2 separate regions of the Homo sapiens genome follow, and region 1 is linked to region 2. Evidence: chromatin loops called from intact Hi-C (ENCODE). Cell type or tissue: Caco-2. All regions are shown on one strand. Links, peaks and the distances in the headings refer to the core of each region. The heading gives the core; the rest is flanking DNA.

Region 1 (9,845 bases), core at 971-8,970, 69 kb before region 2:
ATTTTCATGACTGTATCACCTGCTACACTGTAAGCGCAATGAGTGGAATTGTGTATTTTTGGGCACTGCTATATTCCTAACAGTTAGTACAGTATCTGGCTAGCAGGAGCTCAGGATTATTGGATGAATACATAAACATGGAAATAAAATCTGCAAACAAGCAAACTGTTACCTGTTTGAAAACAAGTCGTAAGCTCAAGCTGCGCTTTACCTAGTTCTTAGTAGGTATATAAAACTACTCCATGAATGAATGAATCCATGCATAGAAACAAATAATAACTAGAACTTACTTTATGTCGTACTTTCACCATAAACTATGTCTATGGTGATTGTCTACATTATAAATCCATTAGGCACCTGTCAGTTCTTCGTGAGGACTCAGTAATTCATTTCAGATATTATTTATTTTTCCAATGGGAAATACCTCTCCAAGCCACTGTATCTTGAAATGCAGCCAATAATTCAGGGGCAAAGTAAAATATTCTGGTTCCATTTTTGACACCATCACCTGTGTGCTGTTCTCTGTGTTCTTGAATAACATATAGACCCTCGGAAGTAGATGAGAACTTAGAATTAGATAGAAAAACCCTTATCCAACTCTAGTAATGTTGTGGAACCCAATCTACTATCTTCACAGTCTACGTCTTATTACACCTCATGGTTAAATATAAATATTCTAGAATCTTTTGCCCTAAAAAAGATATTATAAAAATATATCTATTAATTTATTTAGCTAAGCCTTATCAAGGATCATCCACAAAGTGCAAGATGCTACTATAATGGGACAACTTTTTACAAAGGTGCAAGGTGAAAAAGCCAAAAATGTTGAAGAAATGCCTGATTTTTAGGATGCAGTAGATAATGATGTATATTTTGTTCAGAGCTTTTGAAAAATTCCTGAAGTCTATTCCAGAAACTTGCCCATATTGATATAGCAGTTATGGCTTCAGATTAGAATATGCACTAGCTCTGGAAAAGTTAGCATGTGAAACCATCCTTACATTTACATCAGTTTAATTCCTAATCCACATTTAGAAGAATAAAGGTTAGTCAGCAAAAGCAACCTGAGTCAGTCTTCTGTATTTTCTGAGCTTCAGTGGGAATACCCAAGTTCTCAGCTCTTTGAATTAATAGCAAACATTCAGGGATGAATTAATTGTACACACAATTTACTTCTGTAAGACCGTTTAAAAGAAAACAGAGAAGTTGTTAGTTTTTCTTAGGAAAGCACTTTAAATTACTTGGCACAGTGCCTATGGCTGCAGATTATGTTTGGAGGAATTGACTTCTTAATGCTTGCAGAAGCAAGAAATGTGCAGAGCCTGAAATCAAACTAAAATTTGAAAAACAAATAGGATTTCTATGGGACTCCTGCTTATCTAGTACATCTCTTTTTCTTTGAAAAAAGGTAATTTTGATGTTTTAATTGGTTTTTCTACTTTGGGAGAGTAAGTTTTTCAGCTTTTGATATTTCTAGGGCAAGGAGAATAGTATTCTTGGCTGTTTTATCAATATTTATGGCATACATTTATTTGTCCTTTTACATAAAAGGTCCTAATTATTGTTATTTTGCAGTTGATAACAGAGGCTGAGATAAACCAGATGAAGGCTAATTAAAATATATTGGCAGGTTTTGGATGGGAAATGAACTGTGAAGCACTATATCGTCATAAAACATCTTCACTCACTGAAGGATATATATATTCATGGGACTTCAACTAGTTACCAGGCATCATCCTTAATGTTAGGGATTCAAAGGTGAAAAAAACATGGTCTCTCCCCTTAAATATCTCACAGACATATAAATGAAGAATTACTTACCATGTGATATATATCTGCTAAAAGGCCTCAGTTTCTCAAATGTACCTAATCTCTAGGTAGCTGTTAAAATAACAAATTTAAAGAAATTAAACTTAACAGAGTTTATTTGAGCAAAGAACAATTCATGAATCAGGCAGCACTCAGAACCAGAAGAGGTTTAGAGAGCTCCACTGAGCAGTTTGAGAAGCAACCTTTTATAGCCTGTACACAGAAGCAAAGCAGAGAAATCACCTGATGGGCTACAGCTAGGCATCTGCTTTATTTGGGCACGGTGTGATGAGTTGGCTGCCTGCAATTGACTGAAACCCAGCTGCTTGTGAGTATCTGAAACGCTACTCTGTGTAACACTTCTAAGTTAGGTTTCAGATTGTTATGTGGGAACTCAGAGTATGGAGACAGCGTTAACCTAAGGGCCTCCTGCTTATTTAATTTAGCATAACTACAATCAGATTATTACAAGCGGTAGTGTTGGAAGCAAATATGACCTCAGACTGTTCCTTCTGCAGAGGCATTAACATACACAAAGAAATGGCCCCGTCCACACCTAGCCATCAATTTCTAATCATGTATAAGAAGCATTATCTATGAAAAATGCACACTCATCTTCTCATAGGTCTAACTTCTAACTGTTCTCTGCTGGGCTCAGAGAATCCACATTTATAATTTACCACCTTTGTAGAAATCATAACGTTGGCAGCCTCAAGCCATTCTTAGTTTTGGGATGCAGAGCAAGATCTTTATTTTATAAGACCTCAATCATATGCCAGAGTTATGGTAAGCCCCTGAATAGTACCTCAGGCTGAGGTGAGAATGAATTTTAATTTGTATTAAAGAACTGTTATAAAAGACTGTTTCCGTTCATAGCTTAATAGCGAGTCCAGTGAATTGTGAAGGGAGATGAATGGTAGGGTTGGCAGTATGGGGGAAGGGCTGTGCAAGCCTGCCTGTATTTTTATAGAGATCTAAGTATTTTACAACATGCCATTTTGTTTTCATTAAGGCTTCAAAATTTACTTCTCAGAGAAGAGAAAGTAAACCTTCCATTTTAACCCTTTAATTCAGTTCTGTAGACTATCAGCCCATATGAAGTTATAGGATCCCTTAAATGAGTTTTTAAAGTCAGCAGGTATATGTGTTCCAAATTGAATACTAAAACTTATCTTTGGCAAGCTTTCTTTCCTTGCAGAGTGGCAGAAAATTTACTGGGCCTTTAATGTTTTAACTGTTTCAAAGTCTGTAAATACAAAATCAAATACAAATTCCAAAACTAATCTCTAATAGAAGTGCATGTAAGTCTCTAAAGGTAAACATAGGAGGAATTACCTAACTCTGCCCTTGTTTTTCTGGGCATTTTCATGAAGACACTGAGCTTATCAGTAGGATTAGGGAAGAGATGTGTTCCAAGTAAAAGAAATAGGAATAAGTTAAGCATCGTGTTATATAAAGGCACACAATGCCTTCTGGGACTACCAGACTACCTGTGTGGCTGAGGGCTATTGGGTGGGTGATAAGGTTGGAGAAAAAGGCAGCTGTGTATCATAGAAGATCTTACTTACCAAGCTGAGGATTTTGTACTTTATCCTATAGGCAGTGGGGAGCTGTTGAAGAGTTTTAAAGCTGAGCAAAGACACAAGCTGCTTTGCATTTTTAAAAAGATCACTCTGCCACCTGTGTGGGAAAAGTTTGAATGCAGGGAAACTAGTTAGTATTATATTATAGAGCAGGGTTGAAATAATGAAGAACTGAACTGAGACTATCGAGATAGGGAGGTACAAATGGATTCAGAACTATTTATTAAATAAAACAGGTGGTACTTGGTGACTGACTCAGGGGAAGAATTTTCTGGCTTGGGATATTTACTGGAGGGTGATTCTTTGCCCCTGTTGGACAGAATGAGCACTCTTGTCCACAATAAGTACACTTAAACATAAAACTCTTTAGAAAACAATGGGAGGGAAGGGAGACAAAATATATCGGGTCCCTTGTTTGAGGTAGTGGCAAGGTGAAGTCACAGAGGAGCTAAGGATTGTGCCCGAACTGTCTAGGTCTGAAGCCTCCCATTTGGCCATACTAATCATGTGCATTTTAGCTAAACATGTTACCACCCTCAGAGCCTCAATTCCCTCATTAGAAAGTGAGAAGAATAATTGTATCTGTGCTGTTCCCCTCATAGGATTGCTGTGATGATCAAGGGAAATTGAGCAAATGAATTTTCATCCAGGCACTAGCCACATTAGTCATTATTAATTGTTCCCATATGTGTATTCTATTTTAAAGCCTTGAACTCATGTATATTGATTTTTGTTGCTATCACAAATCAGGTAGAAAATGTTTATCAGTTCAGGCAAATCCCCTGAGGTCATAAGAAAGCTGTTTGGGCTGAGACCTTCTATCATTCTTAGCAGCCATCCTTCTTGTCATCATAATCAATGTCACATATTTTTCCTTTTATTATTACGTTTATAGGCTCCCTGTAAATGGCAGCATGTGTCTAATCCCATATGTGATTTTATACTTATATGAGATACTTTTCTATCTACTCATAGTGGTATTTCTGTCTTACATGTTTCTTCTCAGGAGTGTGGACAAAATAATAGCCGCTTTATGGTACACAGATCAGTAGCCAGGCACTTTACATAGGTAGTTTATTGTTTCTAATAATCTCATTAATTTTGCAAAGTGTGTGTTTTGATCTAGCAATTGGAGGAATCTGGGCTGTACCCAAGGCATTCTCACATCCAAGCTCATCTTCTCACAGAGCCTTAATCACGTTCACTCTGTACACTGTAGCTTCTCACTCTGTTCCCCACTTCCCACATCCACTCTGCCACGAATCTGTAGATTCTGAAAGGAAATTTGAGCCTTGTTCACACGATTCAATCTGGGAAACAGCACCATTAGAAAAAGAAAGAAGATGCTTACAAATCAGTGACCTTCTTATGCCCTTAAAAGGCTGATATAATCTTAAAGAATTCTTTATTTCACTTTTAATTAAAACCAAGAGACTGAGCCCTCTGAGAATGACTCACAAGGCATAGCCCCTTTCTAAGTTTATGTAGTAGCTTATTTTTCAAACGCTGTCACTCCCTTTTTGAAGTAGGTGATCACTAAACCCAATATGAATTAAGGAAAATAAGGAGAGATTAATTGACTCCCAGAGTGACAGAGGCCACTCTTGCTACATTTGGTTTTATAGCCTATTTCCTCTGCAATGCAATCTGTGAAAGGGTTTACATGGAAAGAAATACCCCTTGATTTTATATTAATGCATTGTCTCAATAGATAATTTCTTAAATTTACAGCATTCATTGTTGTCCCTCACTATTTTTTGATACTAGCGGGAAGATATTCTTTCATTAAGAATTCAATAATTGTTTTAAAAGCACAGTTAACATTTTGTAATGTAAAGGACAACAGAAAACAAGGAACTCACCCTGTTTTAAAAGCTCTTATTTACTCTGCACAACAACCCAGGCAGGTAGAGTCAGGAGGCTTCATGAGGGTCAAATACCTTGAGATAACAGAGTTGGGAAGTGAAACCAGATTGGTTTTACTCCAGAATTCCTATTCTGTGACGTTCAAATAACTCCGTGATAAAGCAATCTAAATTTAATTGATTAGCTTTTTAAAAAAAAGTTAAAAGTGAGATAATATCTCTATCTGAGATGATGTGAATATTTTCTGTTAGTTTTAGTATGTCTGTTTGTGTTTTGGGAGCAATCTTTGTATTTACTTTAGTAACCATCAAATTATTGGGTAGCAATAAGAAAACAGAGAATAAGCACAGCTTCAAAAGCATTCCTTTGTGAAGGAAACTACCTATGAGAAAATTCTATGCAAAAATCACCATGGCAACAAATTGTAGGACTCAGAATCAAGATAGTAACGTTAAACCATAACACCCATTGCGTAGATATTAATTAAAACCACTGATGTGTATTGGGTGCCCTTAGGTGCTATGCGCTATTCCAGAAGTTTTATATGTACCAACTCATTTTAACCTTATAATGACTTATGCGGTAGCTATGATCATCCCAATTTTATGGAAATATTACGGTACATGGTTTGAGAAACAAATGGAAACAATGAGATGAGATAGTTGCAAATGAGGTCATCAGAAATTACACTTAGAATATTAATTTTATTTGAGCAGAAGTTTTGTTTTATTTATCATTTTATTCCCTGTGCCAAAAATCGTACCTGGCATATAGTACTAATAGTAACAATGACAATACAGATGATGATGATGGCAACTATGAGGATAATGATTACAACAATCACTGTTTATCATCTTGTTACCTACCCAGCAGAACTTTATACAAATTAACTCATTAATCTCCACAGCAACCCAGGGAGGTATGTGTTATTATTATCCCATTTTGCAGGTGATGAAACAGTTAGCTAACCTTTCTAAGGTAGAATTTGAACCTAACTAGGCTGGTACTAGAGTCTGTGTTTTTAAATGTGCTTAATAAATATTGACTGAATATTATAGTAGTAATTCTTCAAGTATTGAATTCTGCTTCAGAGAAAAGTACACCCCATTAAACAATAGTCACATCTTTTTAGTAGATAGGTGATATATCAACAGATGACTGATTGATATATGAAGATAGATAGATAGACAGACAATGAATATATGGTTAGGAAACTAGACTCTAGAACACAAAATATTAGAGTTTGAATTTTGCCTCCACAACTTTCTAGCTTTGTAAACTTGAGCAAGGGACTTTTCTAAAAGGTAGCAATTATTGTAGTATCAATCTCATGGGGTACCTATAAGGATTTCAAGAGGTTTTATATAAAGTGCTGAGAGCAATACCTGATAAATATGAAGTGCTCCATAAATTTTAGCTATCATTATATTTGTATATGTGAGATGATGTATTGTGACCCCCCCAATAGATACCTCAGGCTGAGGTGAGAATGATTTTTTTTCAAAAGACTGTTATAAAAGACTGTTTCCATTCATAACTTAATAGTGAGTCCAGTGAATTGTGAAGGGAGATGAATGGTAGGGTTGGCAGTATGGGGGAAGGGCTGTGCAAGCCTGCCTGTATTTATATAGAGATCTAAATATTTTAGAATGTAGAATTTTATTTTAATTAAAAGATTAAAATCTGCCTCTCAGAGAAGAGAAAATAAACCTTCCCTATCAACCCTTTAATTTGGTTCTGTAGACCTTCAGCTCATATGAGGTTTAAAGGATCTCTTGAAGAGGGCTTTTAAAGTCAGTAGGTGTGTGTGTTCCAAATTGAATACTAAAACTTAAGATCACTCTATGCCAGAGGAAATGAATACCTTAGAGGGTAAAGAGGAATTTTATGGCTTGCTTTTAAAAGGAGAGGGTACACTGGGCCACTACTAAGCGGCCAAAGCCTTTGTCCAAATTTTACGAAGGCTCCCCTTCTTCTGGCACGCACTGTGTCAGGGTCTGTGGCATGGTGAACAGCATTCAGACTAGATTTCAGCCCTAACTCATCCCCGTGACCAAGTGTTCTTTGAGCAACCTGCCTAACATAATAAATTGACCCAAATGAAGATGGATATCAGGATATGAATAAGAATTTCATTTCTCTGTGTTATTTAGATCTCCTTCAAATTCATCTAATTCATGCTCTGTTTTCTTTCCTATGCCTCCGGCATAATTGTAAAGATATTATTCCATCAGCCTTATGGGAAAAAAATAACTAGATGCTAACATAGGTTCAGAGATGGTTGGGTACAAAGATTGGACTAAACAGTTTAGTCCAACCTCTATATTTTCCAGATGAGGAAACTGTCACTCAGACCCCAAACAGGCATTAAATTCATATTATAAGGTTAGCACTTCTGAGGATATGCAATCCAGATGTGGCTGACCCCTGTTCTCAGAAGATTTAGGGACCACTGGACCTAGAGAGTTTCTTTTGTGGATATAGTCAACAGCCACCTGTAATGTAAAAAAGGAGAAATAAGAAAATAAAAGGTCTAGAAATTTATTATGGATAGAATATTTCAAATATGTATGAATTTTAATCAGCTTCTGCCTTATTTATTTTGGATCCAGCCTGATTTTTTTCCATAGCTATATATAGATTTGTATTTATTGAATGCTGGGTATTCAGAGACTCTGCATGGGAAACCTGAAGGTCAGATAGTAGCCCCGTTTTCCTTTCTATCTGACCAGTTACTTGGTAAGTTCTTACTATTCTCACCATCAGTGAAATAGTACAGGGCCTATGGTACCTGTAGACCCTAAGCTACACTGGACATGAGGAAAGCAGCTGTGAAATATAAAACAGAGCCTCTACCAGATTTCTACCATTATAATTGCTGGAGTTCTGTGGTTATTCTTTCCCTCCTTATAGGGCCTGTTGGTGAATCACAAGATGTCCTAGGCAACCATTTCCACACTTTCACAATACAACACTTTCCTTATTGTTTTCCCATAGAAATCTCCTCACTTACAAGAACTTCCTTACTCTTCTCACCTTTGTCACTGTCCCAATTGCTTTGAGTGATGTTATGTTGGATATGCATCTCCTTTCCCACTCTTGTCCACACTGGAGCTCCATGTTGACGCTAGACTTCTAAGAACTGGGCAGTGTCTGGCAGAGGCAAGATGAGAAGCCTTCAATTTATTTTACAAAGACTTTTTTTTTTTGACCAAGATTTTTCCACCTTGGGCTGTGACTTCACAGAGGGGAGTCTCATGTTACAGCACTGAGATCCCCACTCTGCCCTTTGACAGGCGCCGTGTGGGACCCATGGTCAGCTGAGGCCTCTTTCCTCAGGCAGGGACTTTACTTCACTTTCTATCTTCCACAGCAGCTCTGTTCCTGTGCTGGCCAGGTTCCCTGCCCTGATTTTCATACTGGAGCCTTTTCCTCTGGGATTCTTGTGACTCATAAAGTCAGCCTCTAATTCAGGCACTTTTCCCAGCAGAGAAACAAAAAAGACAAACATGGACGTTTCTGTTGTTGTTAAGTAGCATTAACATTCAGGTTCAGGAGCAACAAACCTTTTCTTAGAAGACGATATACCTTTTAAAACCCTGAAGTTAAAGAATTACCACAGGAAGAATGGGGATGGCAACTGTAGGAAATCAGGATAGGTGTGAGTGAATGCCTTGGCCACTGAGGCCTCAGGCAGCTACTGGTATCCAATAGGTCGAGAGCACCTATGAACCTCCGATCAAAGACCTTCTGCTGTAAATCATAGCTCCACAATGCTAGTTGTCTCTCCTGAGTTCTCACCTATACGTATACTGTTGGTTTCTTCTTTCCATTCTCTGTAAAAGGCCCCCTAATGTATCTCATGTTCTTGCTTTAGCCCACAGTGAGACCTCTTTCATGGAATGCCATGGAGCCCTCTCTCTTTCCCTAGGTCAACAAGTAGAAATTCACATGTGTTCAAGATCCAAGCTCTTTGTAATGGGACATCTGCCTTCTCACATTATTACTGTTTTCAGACCCTACCTTTCTGCTTGGTAGGTTCAAAATCAGCTACTAAGGGGACTTGCAAACAATCCTTCATTCTTCTTCATGCACTTTCATCCCATAATGCCTAAGGGAATAATGAACTTCAAGAACAGCCAGAATCGAATTGTAGATTTTCCTCTAGTAATAACTGTGTAACTCTAGTAATAACTATGAAAACAGAATATATTTCTGTCATCTGTTTAAAGGTAGGAACCATGCTGTATGTTATCATGTGACACATGAGCACGTAGTAGACATTCATTGGAATGACAAGTGGTGGGTATTTACCTACGACTGTGATTTATAGTCTTATAGCTCAAAGGAAGAGTTCACATTTAATGGAAGCTCTTCTTCAGGCTCAAGGATATGTGCGGAAGAACTGGCAGACAGAGGGAAGTCCTTCCAGCAGGGTCAGATTTCATCCTTGTTCTCTTGGGGGATGGTGATGCACATAGTTTCCCCTGGGATTTTTTGATTTCAGAGTTAGGACACAGAAACTGATTTTCATCAACCCATCTATTATGTACTATAACAGTGTCTGCTTTTTGTTAAAGTCTTTTT
Region 2 (9,845 bases), core at 1,036-9,035:
TTGGCCTTACATAGATCAGAACTCGTACTCAGCAAAACAGACACGTTGCATATTTGGGGTGCCCCAGCTTCATTGTGCTAGATCGAATGTCTTCATCTCTTAACCACCCTCCTTTGTTTTTGGTCCCCAGTGCTGCAATCTTCCTTTTATCAAAATCAGTTCTTAGGATCAACTTGTTCGCACTGAGATTTAGATGTCTTTTAGGTTTTCATTCCATAATGATTCATTGATCATATTCTTTGTGCCTACTATTTTACCAGGTATTTAGGACATAGGAGCAAAGAGAACTTGTATTCATTAACCACTTTTTAATAGATTTTATTTTTCAGAGCAGCTGTAGGTTCATAGTAAAAAAAAAAAAAAGAGCAGAAAATGTAGAAAATTCTCATGTGTGTCCTGCCCCAACACATGCATAGCCTCACCTGTTATTAACATCCTCCACCAGAGAAGTACATTTGTTAGAATTGATTATGCTACATTGATACATCATTATCATCCAGGGTCCATAGCTTACATTAGCGTTCACTTTTAGTGTTGCACATTCTAAGGGTTTGGACAATCGTATAATGACATGTATCTGGAATTATGGTGTCATACAAAATAGTTTCCCTGCCCTAAAAATTATCTGAACTTGGAGATTCTGATGATTATGTGTCTTGGGGATGATCTTCTTGTTAAGTATCTTACCAGGGTTCTCAGAGATGACACAAACAAATGAAAAAACATTCCATGTTCATGGATAGGAAGAATCAATATCATTAAAACAGCAATACTTCCCAACACAATTTATAGATTCAGTGCTATTCCTGTTAAACTACCATGAGATTCTTCACAGAACTAGAAAAAAACTATTTTAAAATCATATGGAACCAAAAAGGATCCTTAATAACCAAAACAATCATAAGCAAAAGGAACAAAGCTGGAGACATCACACTAGCTGACTTCAAACTATATTACAGGGCTACATGAACCAAAACTGCATGGCACAAAAACAGACACATAGACCAATGGAACAGAATAGAGAACCCAGAAATAAGACCACAGATCTGCAACTATATGATTTTGACAAACCTGACAAAAATAAGCAATGGGGAAAAGATTCCCTATTCCATAAATGGTGCTGGGAGAACTGGCTAGCCATATACAGAAGATTAAAACTGTACTCCTTTCTTATACCAGATACAAAAATAAATCAAGATGGATTAAACACTTAAATGTAAAACCCAAAACTATAAAATCCCTGGAAGACAACCTAGGCAATACCATTCAGAATATAGGCACAGGCAAAGATTTCATGATGAAGGTGCCAAAAGCAATTACACCAAAGCAAAAACTGGCAAATGATATTTAATTAAACTAAAGAGCTTCTGTACAGCAAAAGAAACTATCAACAGAGTAAACTGACCACCTACAGAATTGGAGAAAATATTTCCAAATTACGCATCTGAGAAAGGTCAAATATCCTTTAAGAAACTTAAAGGAATGTACAGAAAAAGACAAACAACCCCATTAAAAAGTGGGCAAAGGACATGAAAAGTTTACAGAAGATGACATAGATGTGGCCAGCTATCATATGAAAATAAAGGTCAACATCACTGATCATTAGAGAAATGCAAATCAAAAAACCACAATGAGATACCATCTCATGCCAGTCAGAATGGCTATTATCAAAAAGTCAAAAAACAACAGATGTTGGCAAGGTTGTGGAGAAAAAGGACTGCTTTTACACTGTTGGTGGAAGTGAAAATTAGTCCAACCATTGTGGAAAGCAGTGTGGCAATTCCTCAGAGACCTAGAGTCAGAAATACCATTTGACCCAGCAATCCCATTACTGGGTATATAACCAAGGAATATAAATTGTTCTATTATAAAGAAAATTCAAGCATATGTTCATTGCAGCACTATTCACAATAGCAAAGACATGGAATCAACCTAAATGCCCATCAATGATAGACTGGATAAAGAAAATGTGGTACATACACACCATGAATTATATGCAGACATAAAAAAAAGGAGATTATGTCCTTTGCAAGAATATGGATGGAGCTGGAAGTCATTATCCTTAGCAAAATAATGCAAGAACAGAAAACCAAATACCACATGTTCTCATTATAAGTGGAAGCTAAATTATGAGAACACATAAACACATAGTGGGGAACAACACACACTGGGGCCTGACAGAGGGTGGAGGGTGGGAGGAGGGAGAGGATCAGGAAAAATAACTAATAGATACTAGGCTTAACACCTGGGCAATGACATAACCTGTACAACAAACCTTCAAGTACAACAAACAAGTTTACCTATGTAGCAAACCTGCATATGTATCCCTGAAAATTTTTTTTTTTTGAGACAGAGTCTCTGTCACCCAGGTGGAGTGTAGTGGCACGGTCTTGGCTCACTGCAACCTCCACCTCCCAGGTTCAAGCGATTCTCCTGCCTCAGCCTCCTGATGTATCCCTGAACTTAAAAGTTTTTTAAAAATTGTATCTTCTTTTACCAATTCATCCCTTCCTCCCCCTATACCCCATCAACTACTGATTTTATTAGTGTCTCCATAGTTTTACTTTTTCCAGAGTATCAGATAGTTGGAATAATACAGTATGTAGCCTTTTCAGATTGGCTTCTTTTGCTTATATGCATTTAAGTTTCCTCCATGTACTTCTGTGGCTCGGTAGTTCATTTCTTTTTGGTGATGAATAATGTTCCATTTTCTAGATGTACCACAGTGTATTTATCCATTCACCTACTGAAGGACATCTTGATTGCTTCCAACTTTTGGCAATTATTAATAAAGCTGCTAGAACTATTCACATGCAGGTGCAGGTTTTTTTGTGGACATGTGTTTTCAGCTTCTTTGGAGAAATACCAAGGAGCACAATTGCTGGATCATATAGTAAGAGTATGTTTAGTTTTGTAAGAAACCACCAAACTATCTTCCAAAGTGACTATACCATTTGCATTCCCACCAGCAATGAATAAGTGCAGGTACACATCCTTGCCAGCATTTGTTTTTGTCAGTATTCTGGATTTCGACCATTTCAATGGGCGTGTAGTGGTATCTCATTATTGTTATAATTTGCATTTCTCTGATGATATATGATGTGAGGCGTCTTTTCATGTGCTTATTTGTCATCTGTTTATCTTCTTTGATGAGGTGTCTGAGGTTCTGTGGCCCATTTTTAGTTGAGTTGTTTGTCAGTTTTAGATTTTGTTTGTTTGTTGAGTTTTAGGAGTTCTTTGTATATTTTTAATAATAGTTCTTTATCTGACATGTCTTTTGTAATCATTTTCTCTCAGTATTTAGCTTGTCATTTCATTCTCTTGACGTTGTCTTTCACAGAGCAGACTGTTTTTATTTTAATAAAATAAAAACTGTCCATATGTTTACATATGTTAAAAACATATGTTCTATTTTAATAAAATAAAAAAGTCCAGCTTATCAGTTCTTTCTTTCATGAATCATGCCTTTGGTGTTGTATCCAAACAGTCATCTCAAAACCCAAGGTCATCTAGATTTTCTCCTACAGTATCTCCAAGGAGTTTATAGTTTTGTGTTTTGCATTTTGGTTTGTGATGAATTTTGAGTTTATTTTTGTTCAGGGTATAATGTCTGTGTCTACCTATTTTTTTCTGTTTTGCATGTGGATGTCCAGTTGTTCTAGCACCATGTTTGTCTCCTCTTTCACCAATACCATACTGTCTTGATTACTATAGCTTTATAGAAAATTTTGAAGCTAGGTAGTGTTATCCTCCAAATTTGTTTTTTCTTTCAATATTTGCTTGCTATTTGGGGTCTTTTGCCTCTCCATATAAAGTTCACAAAATAACTTGCTAGGATTTTGATTGGGATTGCACTAAATCTACAAATTAAGTTGGAAAGAACTAACATGTTGACAATATTGAGTATTTCTAGGTCTCCATTTACATGGACTATCTCTCCATTTATTTAGTTCTTTGATTTCTTGCATCAGAGTTTTGTAGTTTTTTTCATATAGGTCTTGTACATATTTTGTTAGCTTTATAACTAAGTATGTCATTTTCAGGGGTGCTAATATAAATGGCATTATATTTGTAATTTCAGTTTTCGCTTTTTCATCATTAGCATATAGGAAATTAATTGGCTTTTTTGTACTAATCCTTTATTCTACAACCTTGCTCTAATTGCTTATTAGTTCCAGGAGATTTTGGCAGTTATCTTGGATTTTATACAAAGAGTATTATGTTATCTGTGAACAAAGACAGTTTTATTTCTTCCTTCCTAATATGTATGCTTTTAATTTCCTTTTCTTGTCTGATTGTATTAACTAGAACTTGCAGTATGATGACGAAAGGCGGTGGTGAAAGGGAACATTCTTGCCTTGTTTCTGATCTTAGTGGGAAAGCTTCAAGTTTTTTTTACCATTAGGCATGATATTAGCTGTAGGGATTTTGTAGATATTATTTAATAAGTTGAGGAGTTCCCCTATTCCTAGTTTACTGAAAGTTTTCATTTTCAATGGGTGTTATTAGGTACTTTTTAGATATCAGACACTAACTCACAAAGTAAATAAAATACTCAAGAATCTCAGAGTCAAGTGAGAAAAGCAAGTATGCAAATAAATTTTTATTGTACAAGATTATAACTTTAGTGTTCTGGCTTATAATTTCTAGTTTACTCTTCTAATAAGCCTCTATGTTGTGAACTTCTTGGGAGCAGAAACCATCTGCTTTATGGTAATAATCCTAGCCACAGTGGAGCCCTCCAGGAGTATAGTAGACCCTCAACAGATACTTGTTAAATGGATAAAAAGATAGAGTGTGATAATTAGGATAATCACAATATGAATTTGGTGCAATAGAATCCTAGAGGAACTAGTGTTAGGGAGAGCTGAGGAGACCAAATGTTGTTCAACTATTCATGAGGAATGAGGGAAAGTTTCCTAGGTATATAAAAGAGAGGAAGCCAACTGCTGGCAGAAAGGACTATACATGGAAAGACCAAGGTGAGGGAAAGAGTCCACTTAAAGAAAAGCTAGGAATTCGGAGAAAATCAAGGGGATTTTATGTGATTGGAATTTAGAGTATTTTTGAGGGTTTGTCAGAAGATGAGGCTACACATATTTGTTTAGAGGAAAAATTTTGATGATTCTTCTAAAAATCACTTCCCATTCTTATCAGTGTCCAAAGTTGGCTTTCAGATTTTGCTGTGACTAAAGGAAATAGTTAATGAATAACTTTAAGAATGCCATGTTCAAGAAGAGTTTGGCTAACCTCTGCTCTAAGGGCAGGAGTCTGGGTAGAAAGGGAAAGTAGGTCAGTAAGATCAATGAAATTTCTCAATTGAGAAAGCAAGGATGGGAAGCAATGCTCTTCCTCTTTTTTCCTGATAAAGAAAAGAAGGAATTAGAAAACTCATCAGGGCTGAACTAATTGTTATGTAAAGCCTCCCCTAGAATTAGCAAAAAAACAGAACTTGTAGCTGGTAAAACATTTATACAGGACATTTATACAGGACAACACCTGTGATACCCCCAGAGAAGAGAACAGTTGAATGTTTCTTTTAAAGGAAAGAATTTTTAGAGTTCAACTACAGCTAAAGGTTAGTAAGATGTTTGTATTTCCTTACATATTATCTTTGAAAATGAATTTCAGTAATAGTAATTAATGATGCATTCATGGTAGTCCTTTGTCTTTTTTTTCCACAGTAATTCTTACATACATATCTTAACTACATGAAAACTTCTGAAATTCTATTAATGAGGTTTATGGAAAGCTTTGCCATTTGAATATAAGGCTTTCTGCCCAGGCACCTGGTAACAGCTCCCAAAACTGCACTGGTATGATTATACTTTTATTTCAAATCCATTTTCTGAAGTGACAGGTCATAGGGATTGAGTCAGCCTCAGTGACTCCTTTTGCCCCTCTAGGCAGGTGATGTTCATGTCAGTTTGTGCATTGGCTCACGTAGCCCCTACCAGAACGTATTAGCTTCCTAGGTCTCAGATAACAAGCTACTCAAACTGAGTGTTTAAAACAACAGAAATGTATTGTCTCTCAGTTCTGGAGGCTAGAGTCCAAAATCAAAGTGTTAGCAGGCCCTGGTCCCTCTGAAACCTGTAGGGGACTCTCCTTGCCTCTTCCTAGCTTCTGGAGTTTTACCAGCAACCTCGAGTGTTCCTTGGTTTGCAGCTGCACCACTCCAACACTGGCCTCCATCTTCTTATGGCATTCTCCTGGTGTATCTCTGTCTTCACATGGCTGTCTTTTTTTTTTTTTTTTTTAAGAGACGGAGTCTCGCTCTGTCACCCAGGCTGGAGTTCAGTGGCACGATCTTGGCTGACTGCAATCTCCGCCTCCTGGGTTCAAGCAATTCTCTGCCTCAGCCTCCTGAGTAGCTGGGATTACAGGTGCCCGCCACCATGCCCGGCTAATTTTTGTTTTTTTAGCAGAGATAGGGTTTTACCAATTTGGCCAGGCTGGTCTTGAACTCCCGACCTCGTGATCCACCCACCTTGACCTCCCAAAGTGCTGGGATTACAGGCAAGAGCCACCACGCCCCGCCTTTTTTTTTTTTGAGACCGAGTTTCACTCTTATTGCTCAGGCTGGAGTGCAATGGCTCCATCTCCGCTCACTGCAACCTCTGCCTCCCGAGTTCAAGCAATTCTCCTGCCTCAGCCTCCCGAGTAGCTGGGATTACAGGTGCCTGCCACCACACCCAGCTAATTTTTTTGTATTTTTAGTAGAGAAGAGGTTTCACCATGTTGGCCAAGCTAGTCTCGAACTCCCGACCTCAGGTGATTCACCTGCCTTGGACTCCCAAAGTGCTGGGATTATAGGCATGAGCCACCCCGCCCAGCCCTGGCTGTCTCCTTATAAGGAGACCCGTCAGATTGGATAAGGGACTCATTCTACTCCACTGTGACCTCTTCTTAACATCTAACATCTGCCACAATCCTTTCCTAACATGTCACATTCTGGGGTATTGGGACAGTTAGGACTTCAAAAATTCTTTTTTTTTTTTTTTGAGACGGAGTCTCACTCTGTCACCCAGGCTGGAGTACAGTGCCGCGGTCTCAGCTCACTGCAAGCTCCACCTCCCAGGTTCACACCATTCTCCTGCCTCAGCCTCCCAAGTAGCTGGGACTACAGGCGCCCGCCACCACGCCAGGCTAATTTTTTGTATTTTTCAGTAGAGACGGGGTTTCACCGTGTTAGCCAGGATGATCTCGATCTCCTGACCTCGTGATCTGCCCGCCTCGGCCTCCCAAAGTAGTGGGATTACAGGTGTGAGCCACCGCGCCCGGCCTCAAAATTTCTTTAGGGTTGGAGACACAAAATTCAACACATAATGCAGAGTGTAAACTTTTCAGGGACAGAGAGCTCTTGTATAGCTTTGTATGTGCAAGGCTCAGCCAGGGTCGAGCCCAGTAGCTGCTGGCCAAACCTTGGTTAAATGAATGAAGAAAGTATATGCAAATATTCTGCTCTGTTCTTCTGAGTATTAAGAATTGAATCTCTGTTTGCCCTGTCTAAGAACCTCTTCCTGATCTGGCCTCTGCCTTCATGTCTCCACCACACCCCTGCTAGAATGGTACATTGTAGTCCAGTGAAAATATTTGCTTTCCTTCAAACACCACATATTCCCTGACTTCCTTAATTTATGCTTTTCCTTATTCATTAATTATTATCCCACTCCCCATCTCTCTATATCAAATCAGTGCTCTCCTATCTATTAGAAAACTTACCCCGGGCTGCCGCGGTGGCTCATGACTGTAATCCCAGCACTTTGGGAGGCAGAGAGGGGTGGATCACAAGGTCAAGAAATCAAGACCATCCTGGCTAACACGGTGAAACCCCATCTCTACTAAAAATACAAAAAATTAGCCGGGAGTGGTGGCACATGCCTGTAATCCCAGCTACTTGGGAGGCTGAGGCAGGAGAATCTCTTGAACCCGGGAAGCGGAGGTTGCAGTGAGCCGGGATCACGCCACTGCACTCCAGCCTGGGAGACAGAGTGAGACTCCGTCTCAAGTAAAAAAACACACACACACACACACACACACACACACACACACACTTACCCCAAATGTTACGGATGAATGAATGTTATTATAATTAGTTATTTTTACTTACCTCCCTGTCCCCCTAGGATGAGAGCCCATTAAGTCAGGACCTAAATTGTATTTATAGTTATATTTCCAGCGCCAAGCACAGCACCAGAAGTGTATTTACCTTGAAACCCTAGGCCCTTCAATTACATGGACCTCTTCAAGCTCTTGTACCTTGTTTGCTAGACATTTTGCTGGGTACTGGAGACACGAAGGCCGGGGGAAAGGGAGTTCATTTACAGTAAGCACATTTTAGATGTCAGGCACTAGCATTCTGGGTAAATAAGAAATTCGCGTTATAAATGTAATATTTTATGCTTTTTTTTTAAAAAAAAAAAAAAAAGGAGCTCCAGATTGTAAAACTTCCAGACCACATAAAACCTGCATCTGCCCTTGCAAAGCACATGCTATGCTGAGAGAAGTAATTCACAAAGCAAATAATTCTGGCCATGTTTTCCTGTGTAATTAAAGTGTGATCTCCTTCAGCAAACCTTCCATAGACCCCCATCTAGAAATTATTTCTTTCTATCCCAGGCCCTCATAACAATTTTTATGTATCTCTTTTATTATTCTACATTTCGTTTCAAATATCTATGTCTCTATATTTATGTCTTATTTCTTCCTCTAGATTAGAAATTCTATGAGGACCAAGTCGGTCATAATAATCTTCATCTATAACACAATACTTGACAAATGTTTATGCTCGATAAACATTTGAATGGCTATTAAGAGCTTGCAATTTTTTATTTGTTTATTATTTATTAATTTATTATATATATTATTTATTTATATTTATTTATCTCCCTTATTTATTAATATGGTCCAGGAATTTGCATTTATTATCCCATTTAATCCTCACAAAAACCACAATGTAAGTACTACCATTATACCCATTTTGGGATATAAAAACTGAGGTTCAACAAGATGAAGTAAATTGACCAAAGTCTTGTAGCTAATAAATGGCAAATCTCAGTTTTAAACTTAGATGTGTGTCTGAAACCAAAGCTGGGTAATTAACTACTGCAGAGGAATAAGTCATTCTTCAAAAAATTGAATAGATATATTTTTTGTGCATAAAGAATTCCCAGTTGGTAGAGGACAGATACGTATATCTGTATCTATTTTTAAGTGATAGTGCTATAATGCCCCCAAATAAAATGCTCTGGGAACACTGCCCAGGAGATGGCTAAATGTGCCTGTGGAATTGTTGAAGGATAAACTGGTTCATCTGGAGATGGGCATTCCAAACAGAGGAAGAACACACAAATGGCACAGGAGAGTCTGACCATGAGGGCCACACAGGAATTTATGCATAATTGATAGGTATAGTGCCAGAAGGAATGTATTGGAAGTTGAGATTGAAGAAGTCCATGGAGCCCAAATTAATAGTTACTTCATATTGTTAGGAGAATCCTAGTTAGGGATCCCTGGCAGAGATGTCATGGGCCTGAACTAAGGCAACAATACTAAGATGACGTGAGAGGCATTTCTGAATTAAAGATGACTGCATTTGTTGGATGATTGGAAGTACTAGATGAGCAGTAGAGAAGAAAATGCAGAAGTTTCTGATTTGAAAATTGGGCAGACACAATTAACCCAGATAAGGAACAAAAGGGAGAAAAAAAATTCTGGGAGAAAATAATGATTTCATTCTGGAGCAACTGAATAGAAATTTGGAGTAGAGAAGACTGATCTGAGCTAGAGATATGAATTAGTGGATTATCAATATAGCAAAGGATAAGACCACCTATTTATTA

What was found. Hi-C counts contacts between places; a loop is a spot of excess contacts. Peaks named below come from ENCODE experiments on the same cell type or tissue, not always from the same donor. Only the 100,000 strongest peaks of a DNase experiment are listed, where the experiment ranks them.
Region 1: a loop joins it to region 2, with 3 times the contacts of the local background. A loop is called at or near these places in 2 of 110 quality-filtered maps.

The regions. Positions count from the first base shown.
Region 1 is chr11:83,917,463-83,927,307 of GRCh38, reverse strand. All of the region lies in intron 15 of DLG2 (discs large MAGUK scaffold protein 2), which reads left to right. LOC124902729 (a long non-coding RNA gene) reads right to left here. Exons shown (of 3, transcript XR_007062821.1): 2 at 8,295-8,411; 3 at 7,701-7,753. Among named protein-coding and RNA genes, the nearest start is that of DLG2-AS2, 280 kb to the right of the region's middle. In Caco-2, for the core only: no CTCF peak of the experiment used is centred there; a DNase peak (open chromatin) is centred at 5,316.
Region 2 is chr11:83,848,336-83,858,180 of GRCh38, reverse strand. The region is part of intron 16 of DLG2 (discs large MAGUK scaffold protein 2); the gene reads left to right. Among named protein-coding and RNA genes, the nearest start is that of DLG2-AS2, 220 kb to the right of the region's middle. In Caco-2, for the core only: no CTCF peak of the experiment used is centred there; no DNase peak of the experiment used is centred there.